3 separate regions of the Homo sapiens genome follow, and regions 2 and 3 are each linked to region 1. Evidence: chromatin loops called from intact Hi-C (ENCODE). Cell type or tissue: mammary epithelial cell. All regions are shown on one strand.

The links. A loop is a pair of places that touch in the nucleus more often than their neighbours do. Peaks named below come from ENCODE experiments on the same cell type or tissue, not always from the same donor. Only the 100,000 strongest peaks of a DNase experiment are listed, where the experiment ranks them.
Region 2: a loop joins it to region 1, with 10 times the contacts of the local background. A loop is called at or near these places in 2 of 110 quality-filtered maps.
Region 3: it touches region 1 in a loop (5-fold over the local background); 11 of 110 quality-filtered maps call a loop at or near these places.

The regions. Positions count from the first base shown.
Region 1 is chr1:23,401,275-23,406,274 of GRCh38, reverse strand. The region is part of intron 5 of TCEA3 (transcription elongation factor A3); the gene reads left to right. Among named protein-coding and RNA genes, the nearest start is that of TCEA3, 21 kb to the left of the region's middle. RefSeq lists an enhancer at 2,196-2,245. In mammary epithelial cell, a CTCF peak has its summit at 2,145 (motif pointing right); DNase peaks (open chromatin) are centred at 2,324 and 3,134; H3K4me3 peaks cover 195 bases; H3K27ac peaks cover 1,713 bases.
Region 2 is chr1:23,167,411-23,172,410 of GRCh38, reverse strand. LUZP1 (leucine zipper protein 1) reads left to right here and starts at 3,555. Exons shown (of 4, transcript NM_001395462.2): 1 at 3,555-3,645. RefSeq lists enhancers at 2,661-2,710, 3,786-4,317, 4,318-4,849 and silencers at 3,356-3,415, 4,407-4,546. In mammary epithelial cell, no CTCF peak of the experiment used is centred here; DNase peaks (open chromatin) are centred at 2,460, 3,500 and 4,770; H3K4me3 peaks cover 2,411 bases; H3K27ac peaks cover 3,217 bases.
Region 3 is chr1:23,096,616-23,101,615 of GRCh38, reverse strand. All of the region lies in intron 2 of LUZP1 (leucine zipper protein 1), which reads left to right. Among named protein-coding and RNA genes, the nearest start is that of MIR3115, 55 kb to the right of the region's middle. In mammary epithelial cell, a CTCF peak has its summit at 2,715 (motif pointing left); DNase peaks (open chromatin) are centred at 1,185 and 2,695; H3K27ac peaks cover 1,975 bases.

The DNA.
Region 1 (5,000 bases):
GTTGTTTAAGGTTTTATGAAGATTCAACGGGCCTAGGCTGTATTGCACACCTCCAACATGGCAGCCAGCTCCAGCTGATGCATGGAAGCTATCTGGAGTGCTGATTGGAGAGGGAGTCTGAGGCTGTAGAAAAAGTTCTGTAGTCAATTAGCAATGTCTGATGTGGGTCAGGCCTAGAAATGGTGGTTCCAGTGTCATCCTGGTTCTAGACCAGTGGATCTCAGCAGGGGTCATTTAGAAATGTGTGGAGGCGTTTATGGTTGTCACTATGACTTGGGCCAAAGTAGGGGTAAGGTGAGAAGGAGGGGGATACTCCTGACATTTCGTGGCAGGAACCAGAGATGCCAAGTGCCCCGGAGAGTGAAGGACTTTCCTGGATAATGAAGCGTCATCCTATCCCCAGATGAAACACTGGTCACTAATGACATTCTAGGTTTGATGCTGTAATCAAAACACTCGACATTCATGTAAGGATTTGAGCCTCCAGACTCCTCTCCTGACTTTGTCTTCATGGTCTTGAAATCTCCTGGCTCCCTCCCCTAATGCATTCTTTCTCTGAAGGTCAGTCAAACAGAATCTGTTTGTCCTTCCAGAAGCTGTGCCATTTCCTGCTGGTTCAGTACTGAGGGTAGGAAACCAAAAGGGACACAAGGAAGTCTCATTAATTTTTTTTTTTTTTTGAGATGAAGTCTCGCTCTGTTGCCAGGCTGGAGTGCAGTGGCACGATCTCGGCTCAGTGCAACTTCCATCTCCCGGATTCAAGTGATTCTCCTGCCTCAGCCTCCAAAGTAGCTGGGACTACAGGCATGTGCCACCATGCCCACCTAATTTTTTGTATTTTTAGTAGAGACGGGGTTTTACCATGTTGGCCAGGATGGTCTCGATCTCTTGACCTTGTGATCCACCCTCTTCGGCCCCCCAAAGTGCTGGTATTACAGGTGTGAGCCACCGTGCCAGGCAGCAAATCTCATTAATTTGTCTCCTACCCAGACTGTTTCCTGCATGATTTACTTCTCTATTTCATTTTTCTCTTCCGTTCTTTCATCCATTCATTGATTTGGCAAGCACATCTATTGAGCACTTCCTTGCAAATTCAACATTCTCTGGGGATCAAGAGCACATGCATACACGGGGTGACTAGTGGAGATCATGGCAAACTAGAAAGTATGTGCCTGTCTGAAGGGGGCAGCCACTACCCCACTGCAGCTGATTGTTGCTTTGGGGAAATGCAGGTCCAGGGTGCCATGTCTTCCAATTTTTTAAAGAAAAGCCAGACACCTAGATTTTCATATGGAACTCCCCGACACCACCTTTTCTGAGACAGGATCTCACCCAGGCTGGAGTGCAGTGGTATAAACAGGGCTCACTGCAGCCTCAACCTCCTGGGCTCAAGCAATCCTCCTGCTCCAGCCTCCCGTGTAGCTAGGACCACAGGTGCACACCACCACACCCAGCTAACTTAAAAAAAATTTTTTTTTTGTAGAGACAGAGTCTCACTTTGTTGCCCAGGCTGGTCTCGAACTCCTGGGCTCAAGAAATCCTCCTGCCTCAACCACCCAAAGTGCTGGGATTACAGGTGTGAGCCACCGCGCCTGGCCAAAACTCCCAGTTTTCAGTATCAGCAACATATTCACATTTTTCTAAGACACAATAGGGAGACAAAACATATTTGTAGCTCACCCATTTTTGACCTGTAAGGCCAGGCAAAGGTTGAAACTCATCACCTCTCCCTTCTTAGGGCTAACCATGAGTGCAGAGGCAGACACCAAAATGCATGTTTTTAGAAAGGGGTAGGTATAAAACACCGTGGGAACATAGGAAGCATGTCTCAATATGACTATAAAAGTCAAAGGAGGCTTCGTGGAAGAGAAAGTATTTGAGCTGAGAATGGAAAGTCAATAGGAGGAGTTTGGGAGGCGAGTCAGGAGAGTCATTTCAAGCAGAAAGAAATGGCACACCCAAAGGTGTGGAAGTGGGAGTGAGCACGATGCTCTGGGAACTGTAGCTGGAGTACCAGGAAGCAGACCACGGAGGATACCATGTTGACAGGGGAGAAAGTTGACTGTTCTCAGTTGTCCTTTTACCTGGCTATCAGAATGATTTGCCATTTGCAGAGCATGCTCGCTGATGCAGTAACTGAAATGCCCTCGAGGTGGCGCACAGAAGCAGCGGGCCCGGCCTCCAGATGCCTCTACTCAGACCTGGGGCAGGAGGATTTTCTAAGGACTGGTGCGGTGCGGGCACATCCGGGGAGCAGAAGGAAGCTGTTGATAAATCCAACCTCCCACCCCGGCCGATGATGCCCTCTCTGCAGTTTGGCTCAGTTCCCAGGCGTGTGCATTGAAAGCAAAATGAGTGTGGCTGCCTGAAATGCTGCCCAGACACGAATTCCAGCCAGCCAGCCAGCTCCTAACCGGGGAGGCGGGACCAGGGCTGGGTGTGCCCTGCCAGGAAGGTGGGAAGAAATGCTCCAAACAGCCTAGTCTTGCTCAGGTAGGAGGACTCTGGAAACCTCTCTTTTAAAGACACAGTTGATGTGTTGAAAAGAATTTGGAAGGGCGACAGGCAGGTTCGTGGTCTGACTATACCCTTTGCTAGTTGGATGGATAACTTGGGGCAGTAACTTGGATGGATAATTCAGTTCAGCTCTCTGAGCTTCAGTCTACTGATCTGTAAAATGGAGACAATTATGAACCCCTTTCAAGGTCATTGTGAGGATTAAATGAGGTAATGAAATACCCAGCACTGTTCCCAAACCATGTAAATGCTCAATAAATACATAATACTTTGTAATAATACTCATATGAAACCTGGTTATCTATGTAAACTGCCTAATACTTTGTCACTTAGTTGCTTTCATCTGCCCCATAAGATGGGTACTATTATTATTCCGATTTTACGTGTGAAAAAAACTGAGGCACCTAGGGGTTAAGGAACTCACCCAAGGTCACATAGCTACAAAGTGTTGGTCTCAGGCTGTGAACCTGGGAGTTTGGCTCCAGAGACTAGGTTCTTAATAAGTAAACCAACTCAGTGCAGTCGTTTCAAAAACGACCACCATTATTACTGTCATTCGTTGGGGCTCCTTCAAAGCAGCATGCTGCAGGCTCCCCTGACAGTTTTCCTGTGGTGAGTCATAGCTGTTGAGAATGTGCAATGGCACGCACAGGTCAGCGAGACACCATCCCAGCTGCAGGAGATGGCGTTGCCTGGGTCCTGGGAGTTGACAGAGGCTGGCTTTGAGAGAGATCCCTCTCGTACTCCCAGAGAGAGAGATCCCTCTCTTAGGCCCAGAGAGTGGGGCCACTGTCCTTCCAAAGAGGACCTTCCTCTTTCCACATTTCAGCCCTGGGGGACCCTCTGGGTGTGCCTTTCATCTCTCTGTGGTCAGTTCCTCAATTCATCATGTATTCATTCATTTATTCATTTATCCATCCATTTAGCAATGATGTATCAAGTGTCCACCTAGAGCACTGTTACAGGAGCTGGAATGCAGTGGTGAACCCGTGACAGGGTCCCAATACTCTGGAGCCTGTAATCTGGAGATGGAGGCAGACGATGTTTATAAACACATAAACAAGCTAATCATACACTTGGATAAGTGCTGTAAAAGCGAGAAATCAGGTGATGTGCTAGAGAATTACAGGGCGGGGACCATCAGCCTCAGCTGAGGTGGTGAGGGAAGGCCTCCCTCATGCGAGCTGAGACCTGGAGGAGGAAGAGCATTCCAGGAAGGAAGACCAGCCTGTGCAAAGGCCCGGCAGTGGGAGGGATGGGTATGTTTAAGGAACAGAAAGAAGCAGTGCTGTGGAGGCCTTCCGTAAACCATGCGGAGAGCATGGCATGAGATTACATCAGAAAGTGGGTAGGGGCAGGACGTGCAGGGGCTGGGAGGCTGTGGTGAGCTTTTGGTTTTGTTTTTGTTTGTTTTTTTGGAAACACAGTCTCACTCGGTCACTCAGGCTGATGTGCAATGGCATGATCTCAGCTCACTACAGCCTCCACCTCCCGGGTTCAAGCGATTCTTGTGCCTCAGCCTTTTGAGTAGCTGGGATTACAGGCATGCGCCACCATACCCAGCTAATTTTTATATGTTTAGTACAGACAGTGTTTCGCCATGTTGGCCAGGCTGGTCTCAAACTCCTGACCAAAGTGATCCTCCCACCTCGATCTGCCAAAGTGCTGGGACTTTAGGCATGAGCCACTGCACCCGGCCAGGAGTTTTACTTTATGCTAAAAATAATTGGAAGCTGTTACACCACCAGTCCCCAACCTTTTTGGCACCAGGGACTGGTTTCATAGAAGACGGTTTTTCCATGGACCAGGGTTTGTAGGGGATGGTTTCAAGACGAAACTGTTCCACCTCTGATCATCAGGCATTAGATTCTCGTAAGGAGCGTGCAACCTAGATCCCTCACATGCGCAGTTCACAACAGGGCCCACCTCCTGATGTGTGGCCCGGTTCCTAACAGGCCACAGACTGGTACCAGTCCGTGGCCCCAGGGGGTGGGAACCCCTGTGTTGGAGGGTTAGAGGCAGGGGAGTGACTTGATCCGCTGTGAATTTTTGAAAAGTCCCTCTGGCGGCTCTTTGGCAAATGGATTATAGTGGGGGAAGAGGACACAGGGAAACCAGTTTTGGGGCTATTGTGACTGTTCAGGTGGGAACCCTGTGACCAGGATCAGGCTTGGGGGCAGGAACATCCGTTTTGGATGCCAACAGCCCCGCGAGTTCACGCCCTGTCCAGCCTTTCCTCACCCAAACCTCCTGCTGCAATCTGACTCCAGGAGAAATCTGCTTGGATCTCAGCTTCCCTGTCCCTCCACCATGCTGCCAGGCAACCCAGTTGTCAGGCAGGGTCGGGTAGAATTAAGGCTAGATTAATCTAGGACAGTAAGTTTCAAACTGCATTAAAAATAAATAAAAGCTAGGAAATGAATCCCTTTGGACAAAATTTTTAGAAATTCAAAATGTAAACCTTACAAGAACAGAGTTTACCA
Region 2 (5,000 bases), 230 kb after region 1:
CTGGGATTACAGGTGTGAGCCACTGCGCCTGGCCTATTTAGTTCTTTATAGTCTCCATATTTTTCTATGCATATACTAAGCATATATTACAAACTATAACTACAGGATCCTACTACACTTGTAATTCGGCAACTTACTCTTACTCTTTTCACTTAACAATGCCCAATAGAGACCTTTATTGTCCAATCATACAAATCTATTCCTTTCCTTTTACTAATGGAGGTCTTGCTGGGAGGATGAGGACATGTTCAAATAGTAACAGCAACCACTATATCCTGGCATGAACTAGGTGCCAGGCTCTGAACTCAGCTCTTTCACATGTTTAACCCTCACAGGCACTGTGTGAGAAAGGTAGTATTATTATTTCCATTTTGCAGATGAGAAACTGAGGTGCAGAGACCTAAAAGCCCAAGATTACATAACTAGTAAGTGGCAGAGCTGGGTTTTGAATCCCGATCTTTCCTGTGCCAAAGCTTTTGCTATGAATAAATCAATAAGTGGTTGCTGGGATCATGGGTCCTGGGGAGAAAGTTCTTTCTTCAGAACCTCCCTTATATGTCCTGGGTTCTTCCTTCCAAGGGTTTGTGGTACTTGGAATCAGCATTAGCCCTTAGGAGCAACTCAGTAAAGGCCCTTCCTTTGCCTCCAGCAATCTTACAGCCATGATTACTTTTCACAGGAAGTGGTGTTTTTGAATATTTTTTCTAAAAATAAGCTATAATTTATTAGAGGCCTTTGAAGACCGGGCCAGGCATTTCAGGACACCCATGTGCCTGCCTGCAGCATAGGAAATTAATCAGAACCCCAAAGTTCCTCCCCTCCTTCCACAGGCCAGTGCTCTAGAAATGCCCAGTGCCTCATTGCAGTTCTCCTAGAGGATTGCAGAGATGCCAAGGGCGGTTTAACACAGATCCACGTCTCTGTAAAGAAGGTGAGAGGAGAAAGGCATGAAGCAGAAATGGGTCAGCTGTGCTGCAAAGAACTCTCAGAGAGAACTACACGCTGACCCCAGCTTGGAGGCATGCTGAATGGCAGAGATGCCCTGGGGCATCATCAGATGTGACTCTGCTGAATCCATCTGGGGTCTGCAGACTGGAGTGCTGGTTTCCATTCCAATGGGAATGCTTTGCAGGGCCACTTTCAGCAAGCCTCTTCCTTTCTCAAGACCCTAAAGTCTTCCATATGAAATGATTAGGTGGATTGTTATGAGGTGCTGTGTGGTGTTAATAACTAGAAATAATACTGATTATAGTAGTTATATATAAAAATACATATATAAATCATACAGTAATTATATATATATATATATATTTTTTTTTTTTGAGACAGGGTCTCGATCTGTCACCAGGCTGTAGTGCGGTGGCATTATCATGGCTTATTGCAGCCTCCACCTCCCAGGTTCAAGGGATCCTCCCACCACAGCCTCCTGAGTAGCTGAGACTGCACGGGCACCACCAGGCCTGGCTAATTTTTAGTATTTTTTGTAAAGACGGGGTTTTGCCATGTTGCCCAGGCTGGTCTCAAACTCCTGGACTCAAGTGATCCATCCCCCTGGACTCAAGTGATCCTCCCAAAGTGGTGGGATTGCAGGCATGAGCAACCGCGCCTGGTCAATATAATACTACTGAAAATAAGAATGACAGGGGCCTGATGTGGTGGCTCACGTCTGTAATCCTAGCACTTACGGAGGCCAAGGTGAGTGGATCACCTGAGGTCAGGAGTTCGAGACCAGCGTGGCCAACATGGTGAAACACCGTCTCTACTAAAAATACAAAAATTAGCCAGGTGTGGTGGCAAGTGCCGGTAATCCCAGCTACTTGGGAGGCTGAGGCAGGAGAATCTCTTGAACCTGGAAGGCAGAGGTTGCAGTGAACTGAGATCGTGCCACTGCACTCCAGCCTGGGCGACAAGAGAGAAAATTCGTCTCAAAAAAAAAAAAAAAAAAAAAGAAAGAAAAAGAAAATAAGAATGACAATCATATTGTTCATATTGTTTGTGGAACACTGTGCCTGATGTTTTCCATACAGTATCTTAGGTAATTTTAAAACAAACACCACAAGACTATATTATTATCCCCATTTTATAGATGAGAAGACAGGCTCAGAGATGGCTATTATGACCCCAGAACATATGATCCCAGGGTTTTCTGGCATCAGAGCTTGAGCTCCACAAACATGTGTGGGTTCTGACCTCCAGGAAGTGCTAAGAAACAAATGGGAGGTCAGTTCTTTATAAGTTGTAGTGTTCATGCCCACGTGAGGGTTAAACACAATGTTATTGGTTATTCAGAACAGGGAGGATTGCTTTCTGGCTGGGAGAAGCTGGGAGGTGAGACAGCAGGGGAAGAGCTTCAGCAAAGGGTCAAATGTGGGAAAGCAGTGGGTGTGCTAAGAGAAGTTTGGATAAACTTTGTGTGTGTGTGTGTGTGTGTGTGTGTGTAAAGGTAGGAAGTGATCATACCAGGCCAGGGCTTTGGCCTTTATTCCATAGGCAATAAAGAGCTTACACAAGAGATGTCTCAAGAGACCAACCATGCTGCTGTAGTCAGAGAGGAAGCAGCCCTCAGCCCATCTGTGTCCTGGCTTGTGAATGCTGCTGCGTGCCAGCGTGTGGGAGGGCATCCGCAGCGAGAGCAGTCTCTGGCTGTGTCCTGTACTATGCTGGGTGTGGGTCTTGGGCTGTCTTTGAAGCCTTCCTCCTGGCTTCTCAGGGCACTAGGTGCCTTTTAGATAGTAGACTTAAAGGAAGTATGTCATAGAAGTATGGGAGGGGATTTTGAGATCATCTGGTTATTCCCCCTTCCCATTTTAAAGAAGATGAAAATCGGGAACATAGATGGGAAAGTACTTGTCTAGCATCACACAAAGAATTAATAGCACAGTGGGGGACGGGAACCCATGCCTCCCGAGTCTGAGCTGAGTTCCTTCTCTGCATTTGCAGAGTAATAGAAATAGGATTTGTTGAGTGATTATTCCATATCAGGTTCTAGGCTAAGCACCTTTCCATTGATTATCTCATTTAATCCTCACAACCCTACTGAGAGTGTCCCGCTTTTTTCTTTTTCTTTTGAGACAGGGTCTCACTCTGTCACCCACGCCGGAGTGCAGTGGCACGATCACGGCTCACTGCAGCCTCGACCTCCCTCGGCTCAAGCGATCCTCCTACTTTAGCTTACCGGCGGGCGCCACCACTCCCGGCTAATTTTTGTATTTTTTATAGAGATGGGGTTTCGCCATGTTGCCCAGGCTGGTCTCGAACTTCTGAGTTTAAGCGATCCGTCCGCCTCAGCCTCCCAAAGTTCTGGGATTACAGACTTGAGCCACCACGCGGGCCGAAAGTGTCCCTCCTGAAATCGAGAAGTCTTGTCTTCCATTTCGATTTCCCAGGGCGCCTAGCACAGGACCCAGCTACGGAGGCAATAAAAACTTGGTGGAGTCTAAGTCCTGGGAAGGGAAAAAAAGGACGGAGGGGGCGGGGCCTACAGACAACCCCGCCCATCACAAAGACCCCGCCTTCCAGAACGCTGACGTCACAATTTGGCCCCGCCCCTCATTGTCAGTCCCGCGGAGCCAGAGGAGGCGCCGGTCGCTGGCAGCTGAGCGGCGGAACCCTTCGCTGGCGGGAGCGCGGTTCGGGGCCGCAGAGGTGAGGGTCCGTGAGGCGGCGGCGGCGGGAGCGCGGCGCGGGGAGGGGAGGGCGGCGGGGTTGGGAGGCCGGTCCCGGGTGAGGTCGGGGCACCCGCGGCCACGGGGCAGAAGAAACCGCGGGCGCAGCCGAGGAGAGATGGGGTGTGGAGTTGGGGGAGAGTTGGAATGGATTTTGGAGGAAGGGCTCAGGAGGAGACCTTTTGGGGCGAGACCCAGCACATGTTTGTGGAGTTGGAGGAAGAGACTCTGAGGAGATTTTTCCTCGGGAGGGGGAGGGAAGGTTCTGAGGAGACTTCTTGGTGGGAGCGAGACTCTGAGGAGAAATGTTTGGGGCAGAGACGCGGAGGAGACATTTTCGAGGGGGCGGCGAAGAGTTTCGGGGGTAGAGTTTGGGGTTGGGGGAGGGGGCGCGGGCCGACAGGGGCGGGGGGCGACGAGGCGGCCGTGGAGGGGGCTGCGCGGGGCCCGGCGGGCACCGGAGGAAGGAAGTGATCAGACAGGAAGGGCCCGGGAGCTGCAGCAGCAGGAGGAGGAGGGCGGTTTGGGAGCGCGTCGGGCCGGCGTGCGGGGCCAGCTGCGGGCGCGGGGCGCGGGCCGCGGGCCGGGCGGGGAGGGGTCCCGCGGCCGCCGCAGCTGTCGGCCGCGCCGGCCCGCGTCCCGGGCGCTCTGCTGGTCTCGCAGCCAGACCGCTGGGCCGGGAAGGAATTCGAGGCATTCGCTTTGTTTAAGTTGCCAGTAGACAGTCCTTAGGACTAATTAATGGTGGAATCTGCAGGGGGACGCCGGCGAGCGGGGCCGGGGCCTCCCCCCGCCCGCCGCGGTGAACTTTCCGCAGCGCGGGGCCCGCCTCCCGGCGCACCCCCGGCCCCCGCCCAGCCGCCCGGGCAGGGAAGGAGCCATGGCTTCCCGGAGCGCAGGAATGAAGTGCGGTTTCTGGGGCTGGTGGCCTCTGGCTGCGGAGCCTGCCTGCAGGGAACCTGGCGACCCGCAGCGGCCGCGCTGGGGCTTCGGAGCCCGGTTTAGAGCTCTTGGAGGTGGCTGCGGTTTCTGTGCATAACCTTGGAGGAGCCTCTGTGAGCCGAGAAAGACCATCTTGCTTTGGAGCATCTGTTTCTTCATCGCGTCAACCCCTTTCCTAACACTGCAGAGCTTGTTGTGGCTTGTTTCGGGAATGCCGAGGCCAGTGCTCACCCTTGCGGGTGGGAGAGGGGAAGAGAGTAGGCACCCCCAAAACCCCTGTAGTGTGATTTCCAGAAGGCCAGACTGCCTGCAGCTCCACCGTCGCACCTTCACTGACTTGAATGACCTTGGGAGAAGGATTGCGCTGCTGAGCCCTTGGTGCCTTATCTGTCG
Region 3 (5,000 bases), 300 kb after region 1:
TTTTCCCTGATGAAACTTACTTTAGGTATGCATAGGACTTTTCAAAGTGCTTTTGCTAACTTTATTGCATAGTGTTGCTGTAAGGTAGTTGATATTCTTTTATTTTTTCAGAGGAACTAAAGCATAGAGAAAATCAGTGACTTGGCCAAACAGTATGGTATTCTTAAAAGAATATAAACTTTGGAATTGGACCTAGATTCACTCTGACTGTCCTTGCTAGCTGCGTACTTTGGGAAAATTTGAGAGTCCTTGCCCCATAAGGTTATTGTGAAAGCTGAATAGAATAATAGTAGTAGCTTACTGTTTGTTGTGACTTATGTGCAAGGTATTCTGCTAAGCATTTTACATGTCCAGGGATTACCATATTGTTTTTGTGTGGACATTGAGGGAAAACCTCCGTGGAGTAACGTAGGAACATGTAAAGTAAATGATCTGAGATTCCTGATACCTGCAGAAATCATGTATATAAGGTACTTAGTATTGCCTGTAGTATAGTACTGCCCTATTTGTGGTTGTACTTATTTGTTCCTTTATACTCTTTTGTCATTGTTAGTTTGTTTATAGAGTAGTGCTTAGAACTCCTCATTTTGTAAAAATGCTTAAGAGTTTATAAGGAGGTGATTTTGCATAATGGGAAGAATCCTGAACATAGAGTCAGGAGACTGAAGTCCTTGACTTTTGCTAAACTGCTGGAAAAAGCACAGTATTTACTTCTGAGTCCGTTTCCTTGTTTCTAAAATAAGGGGTTTGAATGAAGTAAGTGATTTTATTTTAAATAAAAGCTATGTAGAATTCTTTAATAAAGTCATATAGGAGAAGCCCAATATTGTAAGAAGCTAAAAATCAGTTGCTTTGGTTGAGTAAGTGAAAGGAGCCTGGAGTTCAGCCTGCTCAAAATATCTCCCCTGTTGTCTTTCCCCTAAATGACCCCAAGGGGATTTGCTGAGTCTAGTTTGAAAACCAGTTGACTAAATGATCTTTAGCTACCTTCTGGCTCTGAAATCTCATTCTGAGGAGTGGAGGAAGATCCAGAAATGTTTTCTACTACTTCTCCAACATTTGGTCCGATAACTAGAGCTGAACATCCTGTGAGTGTTGTGGTTTTTTGATGTCTATGTCCTGTTTGTGTGGCATAGACCTGCAAGAAAGGGCTTCCCAGCAGGTCAGGGGGAGAGAATTGTGGTTGAGACATTGTGCAAGTGGCACAGGGCTAGGGATGAGATCATTCAGAGCATTACCACAGGGCCTGAGATTCTGTGCTGTCTGTTCACTCTTGCCATCTGTTTTCTCCTTTGTAATCCATGATTAGGTCATGGACATTCTTATTATTTTCTGTTAATGGTCATTGCCAAAGGGCCGACAAGCTATTTGATAATTAGGAGGCTCACTCATCAGTCAAATTCATCGAATTTTCAGCATTCCCTGTGTGCTAGGCTCCCTGCTGGGTACTGAGAATATAGTGGTGACACAAGTTGGAGAGAAGAATTGAGTAAATAAAGCTGCAATAGAGTGTGATAGGTTCTGTGATGGGAAATATGTAGCAGACTGTGAAAGCAAAAAAGAGAGGCCCAGATCTGGCCTGGGGTTTGAAGAAGGCACTCCAGAATTTTCCAGAAGGATGTATTGTCTAAAGTGGGATCTGAAGAAATGAGAAGGAATCAAACTAGTGAGGGACCAGAGGGAAGAGGGAGGGCGAGGATGTAGATGAAGAGGCTGGCGGGGCCACATCATGAAGGGCTTTGGGTGCCATCATGGGGAATTTGGACTTTATCCTAATAGTAGCCAGGACCTTTAGAGAGTTTTAAGCAGTGGTGTGTAATACCTGCTTTCTCTGTATGTTTCCAGTAAGTATTTGCTACATATTTACTGGGTTTAGCTTTTTCATTGCCTGTACTAGTTGATTCATATCATCCAGAGTCTTGATAAAACATATAAAATTGGCACTAAAAGCCAAATAAATAAAACGGTGGTATAATTCCCAGACTCTCTGAATTCAGAATTATGATAATTTATAGATGGGGCTATACTAAGGTTTAACGTTTCCTTCTTTTGAAAAAGAGATTGTGAAAACTATAGTATAAGCTAGTACAAATAAGATGTGCTGAGAGAATGCTACAGTTTGAGGATAAGCTGGGTTTTCTTTAACAGCTTTATTGAGATATGCTTTATTTATCATGAAGTTTATCTCTTTAAAATACACAATTTAATGGTTTAAGCATATTTATGAGGATATGCTGTTTTAAAGCACTTTATAGATGAATCATATATCATTTGTCTTCCAATGACTACGATGGCAACACAGACCCTTTGTATCATACACTCATTTAAAATTGGTGTGTGGTCTAAACTTAATTAAGTCCTCCCAAACCAACCCTGTGTATACATTGACAAGATTTTAATTGTACCACTGGGCAGAAGGCCAAATGCAAGAGTTTTTAAAAGGGAAAAGCTTTCTTTTTAAAAACATAAACTATAGGAGGTTTTTTCCCTCTCCGTTTTTGAGAATGAGGAAGCAGGTAGGCTGGGGAAAGGAGAAGGGGGACCAAAAGAGGCAAAGATGAGAGGACAGAGAAAGATGTACCCAGAGAAGCAGAGTGATGGACAGGGAGCAGTATTCGGGGTGGGCAGAATCTGAATGGAAGCGGAAGGCTTGGTTTTTTCAACACCTTCAAGCGTTGGTGTTTTTGAGGAGCTGAGCTTGGGCTCCATCTGGTGGTTCTAGGCTTATAGTGCAGCCATTAGAAGAATCAGGCTTGGAGAGAATTGGCATTTGGCGTCTCCTCCAGGCCCAATTTCAGTTGTTTTTCTTTTGCCCTGAGCTTTCTCATAGGATCATTGTTGGAGTCATTTCTTCCCTCTCCAGTGGTGGCTGTTTTTCTCTTATGTCTCAGACTGTTTCTTCACTCTTGTCCTTGATTTTTAAATGTGATCTTATTGGACGACATCACCTAATACTCTATCGTTGCTGCCGTCTGTCGACGCCCTGAGTCACTGCCCCTAACTTCTCAACAACTTCAGATTCTGTCTTAACGTCACTCTTTCCAGCATTATTCCTGTTAATTTATGGCGCTTACATGCTGGTGACCCTTGCAACACCTTTACCTCTCAATTATTTCTCTCTTCTAATGATCTTGTTCTCTACTTCTCCCTACTCCCCCACAGGATTCCTATGATTATACCTTCGTTTTTGACATTATCAATAACTACAGTCCCTCCATGATTTCAATTCCTTGAAGTCCCTCTCTGATTTCTTTCTTCTATATTTCAGGCTTAGTTTCCTCTGGTACCTGGTACCCTTACTCCAACAAGCCTTCAAGTCCCCTTGGGACCTTCACTTCATTAGTTTCTATTATATTTTCACTATTCTTCACCTCCTTCTGTACTGAGTGAATTTAAAGTCCCTCACACACATCCTCTGCTCTCCTGTCCTTCTTTTGCTTTGTTCTGCAGTGCTTCGATCTGGTTCAGTCCAATTCTGGTTTCTCTATTCTTTTGTCTGTTCAGCCAGCTGAACAAGACTGGAGAAAAAGAACTTTGTGGATTGGTTTCACTTTAAATCATTACCAGGAATTTCAAGTGGGCCCTTATACATCTAATATACATCTCATACACATGTCCCAAATGAGACTCCTCATCTTCCTTCTCAGACTGCTCCATCTGCGGTCATCTCCATTTGAATTGATGGTAATGCTGTCCCTCTACAAATTCAGCCCAGCCACCTTAGAGTCTACCTTAATTCCTATCTATCTATCTGTCTATCTGCTTATTTATTTAGAGATAGGGTCTTGCTCTGTCACCCTGGCTGGAGTACAGTGGCACAGTCATAGCTCACTGGAACCTTAAACTCCTGGGCTCAAGCTGTCTTCTTGCCTCAGCCTACCAAGTAGCTGGGACTACAGGTGTATGCCACTGTACCTTCTAATTTTATTTTATTTTACCTTTTTTTATAGAGACGGGATCTTACTGTGTTGTGCCCAGGCTGGTGTTGAACTCCACCTCAGCTTCTCAAAGTGCTGGGATTATAGATATGAGTCATTGCACTCGGCTTCTTAATTCCTTTCTTTGCCTCATGCTTCACATGTAGTCTAAGAGCAGATCTTTTGGTCGTGCCTTCATACGGCCAGAATTCTGACCATTTCTCAACTGTCTTGGTCACGTGCTCTTGGAACGCATGTACTGCCACCATCCTGGTCTAGGCCATAACTATGTTTTGCCTGGATTACTGCAATAGCCTCCTATTTGGTCTTCCTGCTCCCAACCTTATCCCCTGTAGTCCATTCTACTTGCCACCTACTTAAAAGTTTCTGCTGAGAAGTGGTTCAGTTGTTATTATAGATTGTTTTTGTGTTTGGGATGTTTTTGCTTCCTCCAAAATTCGTGTTGAAACGTAACCCCCAGTGCAACAGCATTAAGAGGTAGGACCTTTAAGGAGATAGTATTAGGGATCAGCACCTTTAAAAAAGGGCCTGAGGGAGCAAGTTCAACCCTTTTTGTTCCATTCCTTCTTCCCTGTGAGGAAACAGCATTCTAGGTGTCATCTTGGAAGCAGAGACTGGGCCTTCAGCAGACACTAAACCTGCTGGTGCCTTGATCTTATATTCCCAGGCTCCAGAACTGTGAGGAAATAATTTCTGTTCTTTTTGGAGATGGTGTCTTGCTCTGTCGACCAGGCTGGAGTGCAGTGGCGCGATCTCAGCTCACTGCAGCCTCCGTCCCGTGGGTTCAGGCAATTATCGTGCCCCAGCCTCCCAAGTAGCTGGGATTATAGGTGTGCACCACCACACCTGGCTAATTTTTGTATTTTTAGTAGAGATGGGGTCTCATCATGTTGTTCAGGCTGGTCTTGAACTCCTGACCTCAAGTGATCCTCCTGCCTCAGCCTCCTAAAATGTTGGGATTACAGGCGTGAGCCACCGCACCTGGCCAGTTTCTGTTCTTATAAATTACTACCTCAGGTATTTTATTACAGCAGCACAAATGGACTGAGACAATGGTCTTTT